5 separate regions of the Homo sapiens genome follow, and all the other regions are linked to region 1. A link is a contact called in ENCODE Hi-C or POLR2A ChIA-PET data. All regions are on one chromosome and are shown on one strand. Each heading gives the region's core, a stretch centred on a gene start or an enhancer-like site at or near the end of the contact. The rest is flanking DNA. Distances are from core to core; before and after follow the strand shown.

Evidence for each region. A loop is a pair of places that touch in the nucleus more often than their neighbours do. ChIA-PET counts read pairs that join two places held with the same protein, here RNA polymerase II (POLR2A). Pooled maps may share reads with other maps.
Region 2: a map of CD8-positive, alpha-beta T cell shows a loop between it and region 1 (20-fold over the local background). The contact joins the promoter of SEC31A here to the promoter of CCNG2 in region 1. A Hi-C loop is called at or near these places in 2 of 168 maps with a recorded cell type or tissue (CD8-positive, alpha-beta T cell and naive thymus-derived CD4-positive, alpha-beta T cell), 1 of 37 single-sample maps with no recorded cell type and 10 of 50 pooled maps.
Region 3: a loop to region 1 is called in a map of CD8-positive, alpha-beta T cell, with 24 times the contacts of the local background. The contact joins the promoter of UTP3 here to the promoter of CCNG2 in region 1. A Hi-C loop is called at or near these places in 1 of 168 maps with a recorded cell type or tissue (CD8-positive, alpha-beta T cell) and 6 of 50 pooled maps. POLR2A ChIA-PET finds 5 or more read pairs at or near these places in 1 of 52 experiments (OCI-LY7).
Region 4: a loop to region 1 is called in a map of naive thymus-derived CD4-positive, alpha-beta T cell, with 10 times the contacts of the local background. The contact joins the promoter of PLAC8 here to the promoter of CCNG2 in region 1. A Hi-C loop is called at or near these places in 1 of 168 maps with a recorded cell type or tissue (naive thymus-derived CD4-positive, alpha-beta T cell) and 6 of 50 pooled maps. POLR2A ChIA-PET finds 5 or more read pairs at or near these places in 1 of 52 experiments (PC-9).
Region 5: a map of CD8-positive, alpha-beta T cell shows a loop between it and region 1 (13-fold over the local background). The contact joins the promoter of HNRNPD-DT here to the promoter of CCNG2 in region 1. A Hi-C loop is called at or near these places in 2 of 168 maps with a recorded cell type or tissue (CD8-positive, alpha-beta T cell and naive thymus-derived CD4-positive, alpha-beta T cell), 4 of 37 single-sample maps with no recorded cell type and 11 of 50 pooled maps. POLR2A ChIA-PET finds 5 or more read pairs at or near these places in 1 of 52 experiments (OCI-LY7).

What each region holds. Positions count from the first base shown.
Region 1 is chr4:77,155,526-77,158,653 of GRCh38, forward strand. It overlaps CCNG2 (cyclin G2), which reads left to right and starts at 1,682. Exons shown (of 8, transcript NM_004354.3): 1 at 1,682-1,981; 2 at 3,008-3,128. The coding sequence starts at 3,008. It overlaps LOC101928864 (a long non-coding RNA gene), which reads right to left and starts at 2,539. Exons shown (of 2, transcript XR_244659.5): 1 at 1-2,539. RefSeq lists silencers at 1,241-1,360, 1,781-1,850, 1,881-1,990.
Region 2 is chr4:82,889,659-82,892,678 of GRCh38, forward strand. It overlaps SEC31A (SEC31 homolog A, COPII component), which reads right to left and starts at 1,495. Exons shown (of 27, transcript NM_001077207.4): 1 at 1,430-1,495.
Region 3 is chr4:70,687,241-70,690,346 of GRCh38, forward strand. UTP3 (UTP3 small subunit processome component) reads left to right here and starts at 1,292. Exons shown (of 1, transcript NM_020368.3): 1 at 1,292-3,106. The coding sequence starts at 1,438. The coding sequence ends at 2,877. RefSeq lists enhancers at 217-1,187, 568-657, 1,188-2,156, 1,358-1,417.
Region 4 is chr4:83,113,325-83,116,057 of GRCh38, forward strand. It overlaps PLAC8 (placenta associated 8), which reads right to left and starts at 1,405. Exons shown (of 5, transcript NM_016619.3): 1 at 1,342-1,405.
Region 5 is chr4:82,373,304-82,376,062 of GRCh38, forward strand. HNRNPD-DT (HNRNPD divergent transcript) reads left to right here and starts at 1,265. Exons shown (of 2, transcript NR_183813.1): 1 at 1,265-1,362. It overlaps HNRNPD (heterogeneous nuclear ribonucleoprotein D), which reads right to left and starts at 688. Exons shown (of 9, transcript NM_031370.3): 1 at 143-688. The coding sequence starts at 375. RefSeq lists a silencer at 187-286 and an enhancer at 647-816.

The DNA.
Region 1 (3,128 bases), core at 432-2,931:
TTATCACTTAATGTTTAAAAGATAAAACAAGCATTGGATAAAATTATGTAGCCTGTAAATCATTTAAAACTGGTGTGCTAATTTTATCTTATTTTCCAAAACCCTCACCAAGCTCACACCTCTCTGAAATAAGTGTTAGCTTTTTGGGCTGCCTTCCCCCAGTTGCTCTGTGCTCCAAACAGATGCCTGTGTTTAGTCCGAGCTAATATGCAAAGGGACCTAGTTTTAAAATTCCTTAGCTGCTCCGCAAAGAAGAGCGCTGCCAAAGCTATGTTGTGTGCCTTCCCATATTTCACAAGTAACAAAATAATTCACAGAAAACACATAGAAGAACAGAAAGGAGAAATCTCTTCCCAGGGACTATCTGATTATGTAGATTAGAACTCACGAATATGGTATTTTCTAATTTAGGAGGGAGAGAGTAAACAAATAAATGTTCCAGGGCAGTCAACCACATGCCCCATTGATATTCCGTGTGAAAGTGTCTCTGGCCTAAGGCACCTGGTTTGTTTGCTTTTTGTCCCGTCCTGGGAGACGTGTCGCCTATAATAACAACGCTAATTATAATGAACAATAAATGATAATTTATGGGTTACCAAGGACCAAGAAGCTCTGGGAGTCTTCATTAAAACAACAGCACTACAACCTCTGGAGGTACGCCGTAATTATTAGATGTTTACGTACCCTCATCAGCGTGCTAAGTTTTTATTGAAAAGCCCCTCCTTCAGTCCCTCCTGAATTTTTTTAAATTATGGAAAAATTCCAAGACACAGAACTAGAAAGAATACTGTAATGCAGCCTCGAGTACCCATCACCCAGCTTCGACCCTCAACTTTTTGCCTATCTTATTTCACCTCTCTTCTCCATTTTTTTTTCTCTTGGACTGTAAAATTTTAAAGCAAATACCCAAACTTGTAGCATTTATTGAATATTTTAGTAAACGCCCCGACAATGTTATAATAATTTGGTGGGTTATTGCAAAATGGAACGCCAAGACAAAATAAAGAAGGAATGTAGAAAACTCTCCCGTGGCTGAAAAGGCTGTCACAAAGGTTAGCTGTTAGGAGAAGCGCCGCGAGCGTGACATTCCCCCAAGAAAGGCGGAGGCAGCCAGGCGAGAAGGCACAGCCCCGCAGGGCAGGTAACTGAATACCTTCTCCGCTGCACACCCAGGCATGCGCAATCCAGACCCTGGAGTTGCTAAGGCCCCAAGGCAGAGAGAGGCTCAGGCTACGGAGAAAGCCAATCAGAGGGCTCCAAGACTGATAAGTTAGCCAATCCAGATTCGAGGGTGAATCAGGTCCTCAGCATGCCCATCGCCCCACCCGCATCCAATCAGAGAGCCGGCTACTTTGGGCGGACTTTTCAAAACAGCGAAAACAAAACAAATCGGGGACCTTTAAAAGGCGTAATGAGACCAGAAACGATCTCCTTCCGCCCCTCTGTCTTCCCCCGTTCCCCAACGCAGATCAATCGCGGAATAAGCCCGACGCCCAGATTCCGCTCTCCGCCCTAGCGCCAGGCGGGAGGACTGGCTCGGCAAAGCCAAGGAGAGCTAGGGAGGCCGCGAGAGAGGCTCGAGACGGCAGCTTAGGGGCGGGACTCTTTTTTAAAGTCCGTGGAGGAAGTGCAGGATCCCTCCGCGGGGAGTCACGTGCCCCGCCCCCTTGGGGGCGTCGAAACTCTTAACAAAAACAAGGGGCTCGGGGAGGTTTCCGCTGAGGCGGCGGGGGTGCGGCGGTGGGCTGGTCTTCCGCGGCCGGCGTTGCGCCGCGGCGGAGGGTGGGCGCGCGGGGAGCGGGATGGAGCCGGGGCTGTGAGGCCGAGGCGGCGGTGCCTGGGAGGAAGGGTCGGATGCCGGACCGGGGGCACCGCTGAGGCGGTGGGTCCCCGACCTGCGAGACAGGTTTGGAAGCCCCCGCTGCGCCCAGTCCGTGCGGACCGCGAGGCCGCGGGCGGGTGGAGGCGCGTCTCCGGCACGGTGAGTGGACCCGCCCAGGGCCGCCGTGGGTTTCTTTGTTCGTGGTGGGGACTGTGGGCTTTGAGGAGGTTGGTACCATGCGAGTGCCTCGGTGCTGCCTGCTCCTCATCCGCTGGAGCGACCAGGGTGCTGCCCTCAGCCCCAGCCCCGGGGGGAGCTGGCGCCCGCGATGGACAGATAGATGCTCGTGGGGTGGAAGGAGGTTGCGACTAGGTTAAGGGCAGTCTCCGCCTCGGTGCCCCCCGCCCCCGCTCGTGTTGTCACGGGGACTTGCTGGCGTGGTGCTTCTCGAATTGACAGCCCCGGGGCTCTGCAGAGTTGTGGGGCCCCGGCATCAGTGGGTGGACGGGTGTTGTCCCTACGGGCGCGGGGCGGGCGGGCTGGACTGGACTTCTCTCCCCGGACCGTAGCCGGGTGTGCCGCGCCACCCCAGGGCTCCTGGGACGGGGGTATCCGCCTCTCGGGTAAGTCCGGAATCGGCGCTGCAGCAGCGGACGGGAAAAGCTGGGGGCGGGACTCTCCGAGAGGGGCTTCTGCAGCTGGGCGCCCCGGGCGGGCGGGGCTCGGGAGTCTCCTCCCTCCGCTTCTTTGTTCAGTCGCGAGACTCTCCCTCCCCTCCCCCCTATTGTGCAACACCCCATCCCCGGGACCCGCTGCAGTCGCTCGCCACACTGCAGTCCCCTGGGCAGAAGGCCCTCCCTGGCGCGACTTCAGGTGGGGCAGACCGAGGGGACGCCGGCGCCCGCGGACAGTTTCCTGTTTGTGAAACGCCAAGAGGCCAGGGCTGGCCGGTCTTACCCAGCGCTGGCCGGCGGACCTGACCACGGCTCCTCCCCCTGCCACACCTCCCTGGCCGTGGTGGGGATTGCCCTGGGGCTCTGGCGGACGTGACTGGTCCCTTCACCCGCTCCTTGTCGGGGTGTGCTGGGGCGACCCTTGCTGGAGGTACTGGCCTCAGCCCTTTCTCCCGCTTCCCCACCCCTCTTACCCCCAGATTACATTCTCTGTGTGGTGTCTTTACTGCAGATGAAGGATTTGGGGGCAGAGCACTTGGCAGGTCATGAAGGGGTCCAACTTCTCGGGTTGTTGAACGTCTACCTGGAACAAGAAGAGAGATTCCAACCTCGAGAAAAAGGGCTGAGTTTGA
Region 2 (3,020 bases), core at 245-2,744, 5.7 Mb after region 1:
TTTGAATCATTGCTCTTCACAGTTTACAAATTTATTTCTATTCCCATGTTATTGGTTTCAATAAAGAATTTGCTTATATAAAATTAAGCAATATCATTATAAATCCACCTCAAATTTCAAATTTCACAAATAACCGCGGACGTATTTAAGATAAAATCACTACAAAACTACAAAAACACTACGAGTTATCCAAAAGTTCTTAAGAGTCTACAAACCTCTCCCTGAGCTGTTAATTAAGGGATAGTGAGAAACAAGGAGCACAGAAGAACCACTAAAAAAGGAGAGTAGGCTGGGCGTGGTGGCTTATGCCTGTAACCCCAGCACTTCGGGAGGCCAACTCGGGCGGATCACTTGAGGTCAGGAGTGCCAGACCAGCCTGACCAACAGCGTGAAACCCCGTCTCTACTAAAAATACAAAAATTAGACAGGTGTGGTGGTGGGCGCCTGTAATCCCAGCTACTCAGGAGGCTGAGACGGAGGTTGCAGTGAGCTGAGATCGCGCCACTGCACTCCAGCCTGGGTGACAGAGCGAGACTCCGTCTCAAAAAAAAAAAAAAAAAAAAAAAAGGAGAGTAAGCTTTTGCCAACTCTTGAATAAACGGAGGTACAGAAAACGCAGGACGCTGTAACAAGAACACACCCTTATCGATTAAATACAGTTATAACTGCCCACAAAGACAACCAAATTTCAGTTTTCTATAGTTAGAAAAAATAAGTTAGGAGAAAGGATTTGTCACAGACTATCAGATCACTGCAACTTCAAATAGCCCTACGTAAAATTAATTCCTTAAGCGCAAGAAAAAATTTATAATGCCCACAAGTCCAGGCAATATTTTGGTTTATTTTACAACAGCCCCGTAATTTAACAACTTATTAGCAAAAACATGTAACACTTAATGAGACTGCCCTCAAAGTACAGGCTGCGCCTGGCTACCACCGTCCTTAAAATAATCCTAGTTAAATGACAGTAGACGTCAGTTCAAACCTATGAACCTTTAAATCTGGCAATAGTTCAAGTACAAAAAAAAATCCTAACCAAAGCCAAAGTAATCCTGAGATTTTTTTTCCTCTCCTCACCCTCGGGGACCGCACCTCTTTGTGCACAAGGGTCTGAAAGTCTCCTAATCTCAAACTCCAGTTACCAGCCCGGCTACTACTCCCCGGCAAGACACTGTCGCCAGCCTCGGGTGGCTTTTGCTCAGCAGTGGAGACGTCGGCGAATGCGGACGGGCGCGATCACTGGAGTCCAGATGCCAGGCGTTGTTCCGCCGGGCCCGAAACCAAGACTAGGGGCGCGCCGTCACCAGAGACCGGGCCTCAGGCTGGTGCGGGGCAGCGGAGACCCAGGCTGCGGTCCCAGTTTTGGCCTGGGCTCTACCTCAAAGCTTAAGGACCGGCGAAGAGGACAAAAAGCAACGGGCGGACGCACCTGGCGAGGACCTTCGGCAGCCGGATCCTGCGTTAGTGCAGCGCTCGTCGGACTCTCCCAGCATTCGCCGCCGCCCCTCCTCCCCGGCCAGGGCCACCTCCACGTTCCGTTCCAACGTGGCAGCCGCAGCCGCAGCCACGCCCTGCGCCCAACACTTCCGGGAGCGACATCTTTCCCCGCCCACCCGACGCACAGCCCGCCACGGCACTTCCGGGACCGGCGGTAGCCTGGGAGGCGGGGTACGGCTCCGCTGGTTGGTGGCGCTCTGCGGTCATCGCGCCCCGGCGATCGTAGAAACCCTTTTCTGAGGGGCGGCGCGCAGAATGTGGATGGGGTAGCCAGGACTAGTGGGTAAAGGACTAGTGCAGAGGGTGTCCCCGTCTGGCCGAATAACCGCCGTGGCCCGCAGGAACGCCACGTAGCACTAGTCCTGTGAGGCGTCGGCAGCCCCTGGCGACACTGCCCGCGCCAAACCAGGTGGAAAATCGGGCTGCAAGGGCTTTATTGTAATTTGTGACTGAGTTCTTAAAATTACCCACTTGATTGCACATTCTGGCGTTTTGAGAACTTATACAAAGTGAAACAATCTGGGCATTCCCAAAGGCTATTGTGGACAAAGAGGTATAGATGGGGTGTTATATTAATTCCAATTAGTACCGTTTCATACTTGTTACTATCCCATGGTATTGAGACCCGGTAGCACTCACCTTCTGCCACTGTTTCTCCACAACCTCAAATCTAATTAGATGCGTTGCCTAAGTGTACTTTTAGTTTAGGGAGGAATTATTTTACAGCAAGGTGAAGCCAAAGGAAAATCACTTGCTAAATTACCAGAAATTGGATTCAACCCAGATCTCCTAACTTCTAGACAAGTTCTTTTCTCATTACATCTAGCATTCAAAGCCAACTCTTGCACTTTGGGTAGCTAAAGCAGAAGGATCCTGCCCCTTGAACAGCAGCAGTGTTAACATTCCCACAGTCAGCTACATCTTCTGTAACATTCCATCTGAAGCTTGCAGCTTCATAAGACAGCTTAACATCAATTCACGCCAACTTCTGAAATAATGAACCCAACTTTTACTGGTAGTAATATATTCTCTTTCAGTCTTCTAATTACCATTTTCTTTCAACGCAGTAACTAAGGTTATCACTTTGGCCTGAATGCTAGTCAAACTGATTGGGATTTGTTTTTGATTAGTCTTCAATTCAAACAAGTAAATGCTCCATTTCAACCGCAAGCAGCTTTCTGTTCCTAGTGCAATTAAAACTGAAAGACGTTGAAGCAACTTTACCTTTTTACATTTATCAGACTTTTTCAATAGGCTTGTATTACAGCTTCATGCAGGTCTGGGTCTCAACCTATCTTTGCTTTGCTGTCACCACTTTCAAATCTAATCACATCCAATTTCACTTCCAGCATTATCACTTTTCTTTGCTGCTCTGTCCTTTGTTGACCAATTACCTCTTTTAATTATCCATTTTTATAAATGGTCACAAGTTTAATCTCTGGGGTCAAGGAGGCAACAGTACTATGCACTTTGTGCTCTGCTATCTGTGCATGAACTAAACAGATGATCAGTAACAAATCAAC
Region 3 (3,106 bases), core at 42-2,541, 6.5 Mb before region 1:
CTGCACTCCAGCCTGGCAACAGAGCGAGCCTCCGTCTCAAAAAAAAAAAAAGAAAAAAAGAAAAAGAAAAAAGAAACAAAAAACAAAAGAAAAAGAAATTGTCACCATTAATTTTATTTTATTTATTTATTTATTTATTTTGAGACAGAGTCTCTGTCTGTCGCCCAGGCTAGAGTGCAGTGGTGCGATATCGGCTTACTGCCACCTCCGCCTCCCGGGTTCAAGTGATTCTCCTGCCTCAACCTCCCGAGTAGCTGGGATTACAGGTACCCGCCACCACGCCCCGCTAATTTTTTGTATTTGTAGTAGAGACTGGGTTTCCCCATGTTGGCCAGGCTGGTTTTGCACTCCTGACCTCAAGTGATCCACCCACTTCGGCCTCCCAAAGTGCTTAGGATTATGGGCATGAGCCACCGCGCCCAGCCATGTCACCATTAATTTTAGCAACGTATCAAAAGTTCAGCTTCCAACTACCTACATTAAAAGGTATAATAATACTAACCCTGAACCTTACATATGTAATGCCTAAAAACTTACACCCTGAATTACTCTAACATTACAGGGCAGACTTCCTTGAGAAGAGTCAGACCCTGCAGCGGGGCTCTGCCTTCCCACTGTCAGCCTCGGGGTCATCTAGCTTTATCGATCCCCATGGAGCGGGTCACCGAGCCCTGTGAGCAGGGAGAGGGCGATGGGGATGAGTAAACCCGAGCCGGAGGCCCGGCCTGCGCTCTCGCCCGGAAACCTCCCGTGGGATTCTGGAGTCCAGCGGCGCTGCCTGAGGCTGTGGTACCCAGAAATATGGTATTGGGGGTGGGGGTGAAATGAGAGGAAAGCAATCTGATTAACTTCCAGCCTGATAAGCAGAAAAGAGAAAACAAGGGAGCAGGAAAACTACGCTAGCACTAGACTGCCGGTCGCAAGCGCCGGGTACACACGCAGTTAAACCTCAATGGAACGCCCCCGGGACTTCTCCGGGGCGTAAAGCGCAGCGCCCTCTATTGGCCATCGGGACCTCGCCTGGAGGTGCCGTCAGGATTCCGTCCCCCAGCCACTCCCAGGCACTCGAGAGTAAGCGCATTAGCCCGAGAAAGCGTTCTGTGGAACGGAACTTCCTTATCCTATCGTTTCCACACGGAAAGATTTTAATTCACCGGAATCGACTGGCGTTAAAGGGCACAGTGAAAAGGAAGTTGGTATCAACGTGATCTCGACTAAGGGACCGAGCGGAAGTCCTCAATCGTACGCCACGCGGAGAGCATGCTGGGGGCCGGAAGGAAGAGGAAATTCCAGTAGCCGATCAGGAGTCTGCAAACTCCGGTGGTAGGGGAGCGCGCTGCTGTTTAGAGCCACGAGTTACCGGAGCGCCTGATTCCTGCGCCGAAGTCAGTGGTGGCCGAAAGTCCGGAGTCGCTGTAAAACCTGAGATTGTGAGCCATGGTGGGGAGATCCCGGCGGCGCGGAGCAGCTAAGTGGGCAGCTGTGCGAGCCAAGGCAGGTCCCACGCTCACCGACGAAAATGGAGATGATTTAGGATTGCCACCCTCACCAGGGGACACCAGCTACTACCAAGATCAGGTAGATGACTTTCATGAGGCACGATCCCGGGCCGCCTTAGCTAAGGGCTGGAATGAAGTACAGAGTGGAGACGAGGAGGATGGCGAGGAGGAGGAGGAGGAGGTGCTAGCCCTAGATATGGACGATGAGGACGACGAAGATGGAGGGAATGCGGGGGAGGAGGAGGAGGAGGAGAATGCCGATGATGATGGTGGGAGCTCCGTGCAAAGTGAAGCTGAGGCCTCTGTGGATCCCAGTTTGTCGTGGGGTCAGAGGAAAAAACTTTACTATGACACGGACTATGGTTCCAAGTCCCGAGGCCGGCAGAGTCAACAGGAGGCAGAGGAGGAGGAAAGAGAGGAGGAGGAGGAGGCACAGATCATTCAGCGGCGCCTAGCCCAAGCGCTGCAAGAGGATGATTTTGGTGTCGCCTGGGTTGAGGCCTTTGCAAAACCAGTGCCTCAGGTAGATGAGGCTGAGACACGGGTCGTGAAGGATTTGGCTAAAGTTTCAGTGAAAGAGAAGCTGAAAATGTTGCGAAAGGAATCACCAGAACTCTTGGAGCTGATAGAAGACCTGAAAGTCAAGTTGACAGAGGTTAAGGATGAGCTGGAGCCATTGTTAGAGTTGGTGGAACAAGGGATCATTCCACCCGGAAAAGGAAGCCAATACTTGAGGACCAAGTACAACCTCTACTTGAATTATTGCTCGAACATCAGTTTTTATTTGATCCTGAAAGCTAGGAGAGTCCCAGCACATGGACATCCTGTCATAGAAAGGCTTGTTACCTACCGAAATTTGATCAACAAGCTGTCCGTTGTGGATCAGAAGCTGTCCTCAGAAATTCGTCATCTGTTGACACTTAAGGATGATGCTGTAAAGAAAGAACTGATTCCAAAAGCAAAATCCACCAAGCCCAAACCAAAGTCTGTTTCAAAGACTTCTGCTGCTGCCTGTGCTGTTACAGATCTTTCTGATGATTCTGATTTTGATGAAAAAGCAAAACTGAAGTACTATAAAGAAATAGAAGACAGGCAAAAGCTAAAGAGAAAGAAAGAAGAAAATAGCACTGAAGAACAGGCTCTTGAAGATCAAAATGCAAAGAGAGCTATTACCTATCAAATTGCTAAAAATAGGGGACTTACTCCTAGGAGAAAGAAGATTGATCGCAATCCCAGAGTGAAACACAGAGAGAAGTTCAGAAGAGCCAAAATTAGAAGAAGAGGCCAGGTTCGTGAAGTTCGTAAAGAAGAGCAACGTTATAGTGGTGAATTATCTGGCATTCGTGCAGGAGTTAAAAAGAGCATTAAGCTTAAATGAAGTTTTTGCTTAGCATAAGGTTTTTGGCAGTTTTGGATCAATAAATTTTTACTTTTAACTAAAGTCATTGTATTAATATATAATACTTTAAATTTTAAAAATTCTTGTCCACAAGGAAATTTGTCTGGGTTATTGGACAATTTATAAGAACTATGGGAGCAATATGAAGGTGCTTGAGAAAAGAGATGATGTTGAAGTTTTCCAATATTCTGTTGAAGTTTTCCAATAT
Region 4 (2,733 bases), core at 155-2,654, 6.0 Mb after region 1:
ACATTCCAAACTAGCTCCTCTCCCTTCAGGTGCGGGCCTGTGCAGTATCCTGGGCACTTCACAAGATTCTAATGCCAGTGGCCTTGCAGAGCACATTTTGTAACCCACGACCAGTGGCCTTATTTTTCTTCTGTTACTAATAACTACAGATCCAATTTAATTCAGCAAATATTTTATTGAGTGCCAGGGTGTGTAAACGTGTTGGGCTGGATTTGGTAAGGGCTAAGGAGATGCCTGAGGTTTCCTATCTGTGGCCAGCAGTTCTGCCCGTTGTGGTGTGACCACACAGCTGTTTTGTTCCATGCCATCTTTAACCCCACAGGAGCAGAGAGAGTGATTAAAAAAAAGTTGGCAGGGGCCACCTTGGAAAATGCAGGAAAAATGGGGGCAGGAGGTAGTGAAATGGGAATCTTGGTGGGCAAGCTTTGGAGAATGAGACTAGAATACCTTTCTTTAGGAAGTTCTGTGGAATGGTCTCAATGTCAGGAAATCTTGCAGTATTTGGCTCATATTTTAAACACCTTAATTTTATCTATTAGTTAAGAATCAATCTTGTATTTGTCTCTCCTTTCTATGAGCACTTCACTCCTGAGGACAGCCCACTATCTTAATAAAATACATTAATATTAATATAATACATGATATTAATTATAGTAATATTAATACATATTATTAATATTGATTAATCCAGATACTAGACATATTATTGAGATTTTTCTCTTCTACTGTTTATTGATGTTAAATTTCATTTTTTTGCTTTGATTGAAACATTTCCATTTCATAATCTCTCCATCTCTCTTTATACATATAAATGAAGCACCAGAATTTAATTTTGAAGAATTCTAGTCTGTTTTTCTTACTTTCATAGTGAGAATTCAAGAATTCTTATAATTCATTAGCTAAATCTACAAAATTCCATATCTTGTTTCTAAATACTTTGAATGGATAAAATAGAATATTTGTAAAGCAGAAAGAAATTAGACCGGCATAAGTCAACATGCATACATATTGAAATAAAGAGTGAAATTAATGATCATGTTACTAAATACAATGTATAATATGTGTTTGCTGCAGAAAGCAGCAATTGATGAGGATTCAAGGCTGGGATCTTACACTACTTTGAAAAGCCTGGCATTTGGCAAAATGCTTAGCAAGAAATTGTTGAATTTGACTAAATGTATAAATTTAAAGCAATTAGATAAGAAAACCTTAGTCTTTTAGCTGAAACTCAAAATATAACATGCTAAGAAAAAAACAAGAAAATCAAATAACTTTTAAAGAAAGCTTTTTTTTTTTGAATGCTAAGTTTTTAAAACAAGTTCTTACTTGTAAAGTACTTACAATTAGTAAACAAGGTTCCGAGCAGGAAATGTCTTGTGGCCTGGGAGAGAATCTCACCACAAATGAAAACTACGTGAAAGGGGAGAGGTAACTGTGTTTCTATCGCAGGGCATAGTACATAGAACAGTTTCAGACGCTCTTATTGGCCAGAGTAATCCAGCAGAAGTGGTTTCAATGTGTGTTTCTCTTATCTGGAGAATGAATATATCTCTTGCCAAATAAGGTGTGTTTCTTTTCCTATATTGTGTTAGGTACACTGATACGTCTTTTTAATGGGGAAAGGATTTAATTCATTATATAGTTTGATTGGTTTTACATGTCTGGCAGAGCTTACTGTTGTTTTTTTGTGTTTGTTTTTTGTTATCTTTGTGGGGAAAAAAAAGATCATTATTGTTTCAGATTATATAGTAGTTGGCATCTCAAGCATCCTTTAATGGTATCAACTTACAGATACTGAACATTAAAATAGGCCAAGCATTATCAATGACTTGTTAATGACTTTGATAGTTAGGCCTTATTTTTTCAATTTTAGAGGTGAGGAAACAAGCTCAGATTCTTGAGCTGACTTTCAGAGGCCACATAGCTAACAAGTTACTCACCTAGGATTTTAGCTCATGTCAGCTCAGCTCCAAACTATGGCTCTTTTTACAATGTTGCATCCAATTTCTTTGTACCTTTTTAATTATTCTTCTTATTGGTGGTATTACTATTTCTTTCTTTTGAAATTTTTATTCATAGTCTTTGAATTTCTGATCCCATAGTTTAAACTATCAAAAGACAAAATTACAACAAATTTAGTTTAGAAGATGTAATTGCCTTTTATTTGCAATTCTAGAATCAAGCAACACATCATTCTATAAAATAGAATGAGTGTCCTGGTGAGTATGAAGAAAGCGGAAACAGAGAAAAAAAGATAGATTGGTTGTTTCAAAGTTACTTTCCTTATAGGACTAAAACAGAGAGGACTTCCTTACTACACTGACTGAGGTTGACTGAAATCTCCTGTTTTTTGGAAAACTGGTCCATTTCAAAGTTCAGTTTGATTATATGTCACTTAGCACAAGCGACTTCATTCTGGTTTGGTCTGATTTTCTGGGGCCTAGAGCAGGAGGCTAGTCCATAACAATGGCCTCTCATAAACTTTGTTTAACAAAACCTTTCAGAAATGAGGGTGGGCCGGCACAGTGGGAGGCCCAGGCGGAGGACTGCTTAAGGTCAGAGTTCAAGACAAGCCTGGCCAACACAGTGAGACCTTGTCTCTAAAAAAAAACAAAAACAAAAACAAAAAATTAAAAAATTAGCCAGACATGGTGGTAAGTGCCCGTAGGCTTGTAGTCCCCGCTACTTGGAAGGCTGAGGCAGGAGGATTGCCTGAGCCCAAGAATTTGAGGT
Region 5 (2,759 bases), core at 15-2,514, 5.2 Mb after region 1:
AGAAAAAGGGAGACCAGTGCAAGGAGGCTGCATGGGGGCCCGGAGAACGGGCTGAGAGCGGGAACCAGGCCTAATGGCGGGGGAATAAAGAGGGGGAGGGGGACTAGTTGGGCCTGACTATCCTGGGATGCCCCTTACTCACCCTTCATCCTCCTCGTTCTTACTGGCGTCAATCTTCGCCCCCTCCGACTCGGCGCTGCCCCCTTCGGTGCCTCCAGACGCGGTTCCGCCCCCGGTCCCGGCTCCGCTTCCCGCCGCCGCCGCTGCCCCCTGTGTCGCCGCCACCATGGCTCCCTCCTGCTCGCCCGCCGAGCCGCCTACCGCCGCCGTTGCCGCTGCCGCCGCCCCGTCCCCGCCGAACTGCTCCTCCGACATAGTGCTAGTGTCTCCGCCGCTGCCGCCGAGACTACACCCGCCGCTGCCGCGAACCGAAACTAGCAGCAAAGTAATCCCCGCCGCTGCCGCGCGCCCGCTCTACCTCGCGAAGCACACAAGACAGGGAAGGCGCGCGCGTGGCTGCAAAGGCTCCTGCGCCTCTCCCTGGCCTGCCCCCTTCGCCTCCCACTCTCGCGCGGCGCACACTCCCGCTCTCTCCCGCTGCACTAAAAAAGAATAAGCACCAGCGGCGGCCGCTCTCGCCTCCTCCTCGCTTTAATGGCGCCGCCGCGGACCACCTAAAATGGCCGACGGAAGAACGGCGCGTCCCGGTCACGTGACGCGAGAGCGCGCCCTTCGCGCGTCCCCCCACCCCTATCCCCCTAGTTTTTTTTTTTTCCCTTTCCTCCTCGGTCCCGCCCTCTCGCTACCCTTTATACCTTCCTCTCACGCTCCGCGTTGCACAGCCTTGGGGGCCTTTAAAAGGAACCGGAAGTGTCGTGAGCTAAGACAGTCGCGCGGGGACCATCGAGAACAAGGAGTGCTGTTTCGAAGTAGCGGCTAGAGGGGCCCCCTGCCTCCGCCCCCGCCCTTCCGAGGATTCCTGGAGTCCACTCACCCCTCCCCACCACTCCAGTAGCGGCGGGAGCAGCAGCGTTAGGCCGGGGTGTGGCTGCACCTCTGCGAAGGCTGTCGTGCCCCGTGCAGCTGCGGCGTTCGGGTGGGGGAGGGGAGGCTCACACCCTGCGGCGGCTTAAGCCTGGATTTACGCACTGGAGGAGGGAATTAGCCCTGAGATGTCAGCCCTGTGCCCCTGGCGCTGTCCACCCGGACGCCCGCGGAGCGCCAGGCGCCGCAGCGGACCGCGCGCGCACTGATTGCCGCAGCTACTCTCCCTGCCGTCGCCGCCCGGGACCGGGTGACATTGAGGTTTTCGTCTATCGCCGCTGGGCCGATAGGGCTTCTTTTTAAGATTTGGCTTTCCAAGTAAGATTTTTGTTTGCCTGCTTTTCTCCTGGAATTTTTTTGTTTTTGGTCGAAGAAGCAGGTAACTTGCATATCTTAAGGAAAACATTGTTTTTGCTTTGCTTTTGTTGTTTAAAGATCCTAAAACGTACCGTGATTCCTTTACGTTACTAATAATTGGAAAGTGTGTTAAATCAAGGGTTCGCTTAATGTTCTTTAGCCTTTGTACATAGAATATATAAATGTCGTGAGTCATCTTTACGAGGTTTATGAGTTTGTGTTCGGGTTTGGCTTTTTTGTTGTGTGTGCGTGGTTTTTTTTTTTCTTTTCTTGTAACACCGTTAGGCGTTTCATTAAGGTGTATAAAAAGTAATTTTATACACCTATTAAAAATTCCCGCTGCCTCGGCTGGAGACTGGATTATTCGGGCTTTGGGATTTGCTGCTTCCAGCAGTATCCTTAGAAGAAAATGAAGCTTCTAGGTACTTCTGTAGTCAACAAATAATTATTTGCCTGTTTAATTAAAGTGTTCGGGCACGGGGGAAACAAAGACGAGTTTGCAGACTCCAGCAAAAATCTTAAGAGTTTAAGTATTTGGGCCGGGCGCGGTGGCTCACGCCTGTAATCCCAGCACTTTGGGAGGCCGAGGCGGGCGGATCACGAGGTCAGGAGTTCGAGACAAGCCTGACCAACATGGTGAAACCCCCGTGTCTACTAAAAATACAAAAATTAGCCGGGCGTGGTGGCCGGTACCTGTAATCTCAGGTACTCAGGAGGCTGAGGCAGGAGAATCGCTTGAACCCGGGAGGTGGAGATTGCAGGGAGTCGAGATCATGCCACTTGCACTCCAGCCTGGGCGACAGAGCGAGACTCCGTCTCAAAAAAAAAAAAAAAAAAAAAGTTTAGGTATTTTCCACTGCAGTTAAACGAATTTGTATTAATTGGACACTATCCAAAAATCTCAAAGGAAGATTATAAGTAAGTTTTATTAATCAAGTTAGTAGAATTTACATTACAGAATAATTAAAACTCAAGAATACAGGTCAAATTCTGAAAACGTCCTAAAAATATAATCTTACCAAACTCCCGTAATAATCAAGTCACATAAAGGTAATACCAAGAATGTTTACCGTAAAGTGGTAGTGACTCCACATTTGTCTCCACCTGCCAGAATATTAGCAAAGGATAAAGTGGATATGGTGCTCAAACCATATATTCCGGGTTAGATACAACTAAGATGATTGACTGAAGGGAAGTCTGTTTAATCTTTTCTGGCTCAAGTGACGGTAATTGTCATTTATTTTGATCTTAAGATATCATTAGACATACCCACCTTTTGGTAATAGTGACTTTTCCAAAAGGTTCATTTTGATTTCACATGTAGCTTAGGAGCTTCTGGAATTCTTAGAATTTATGTC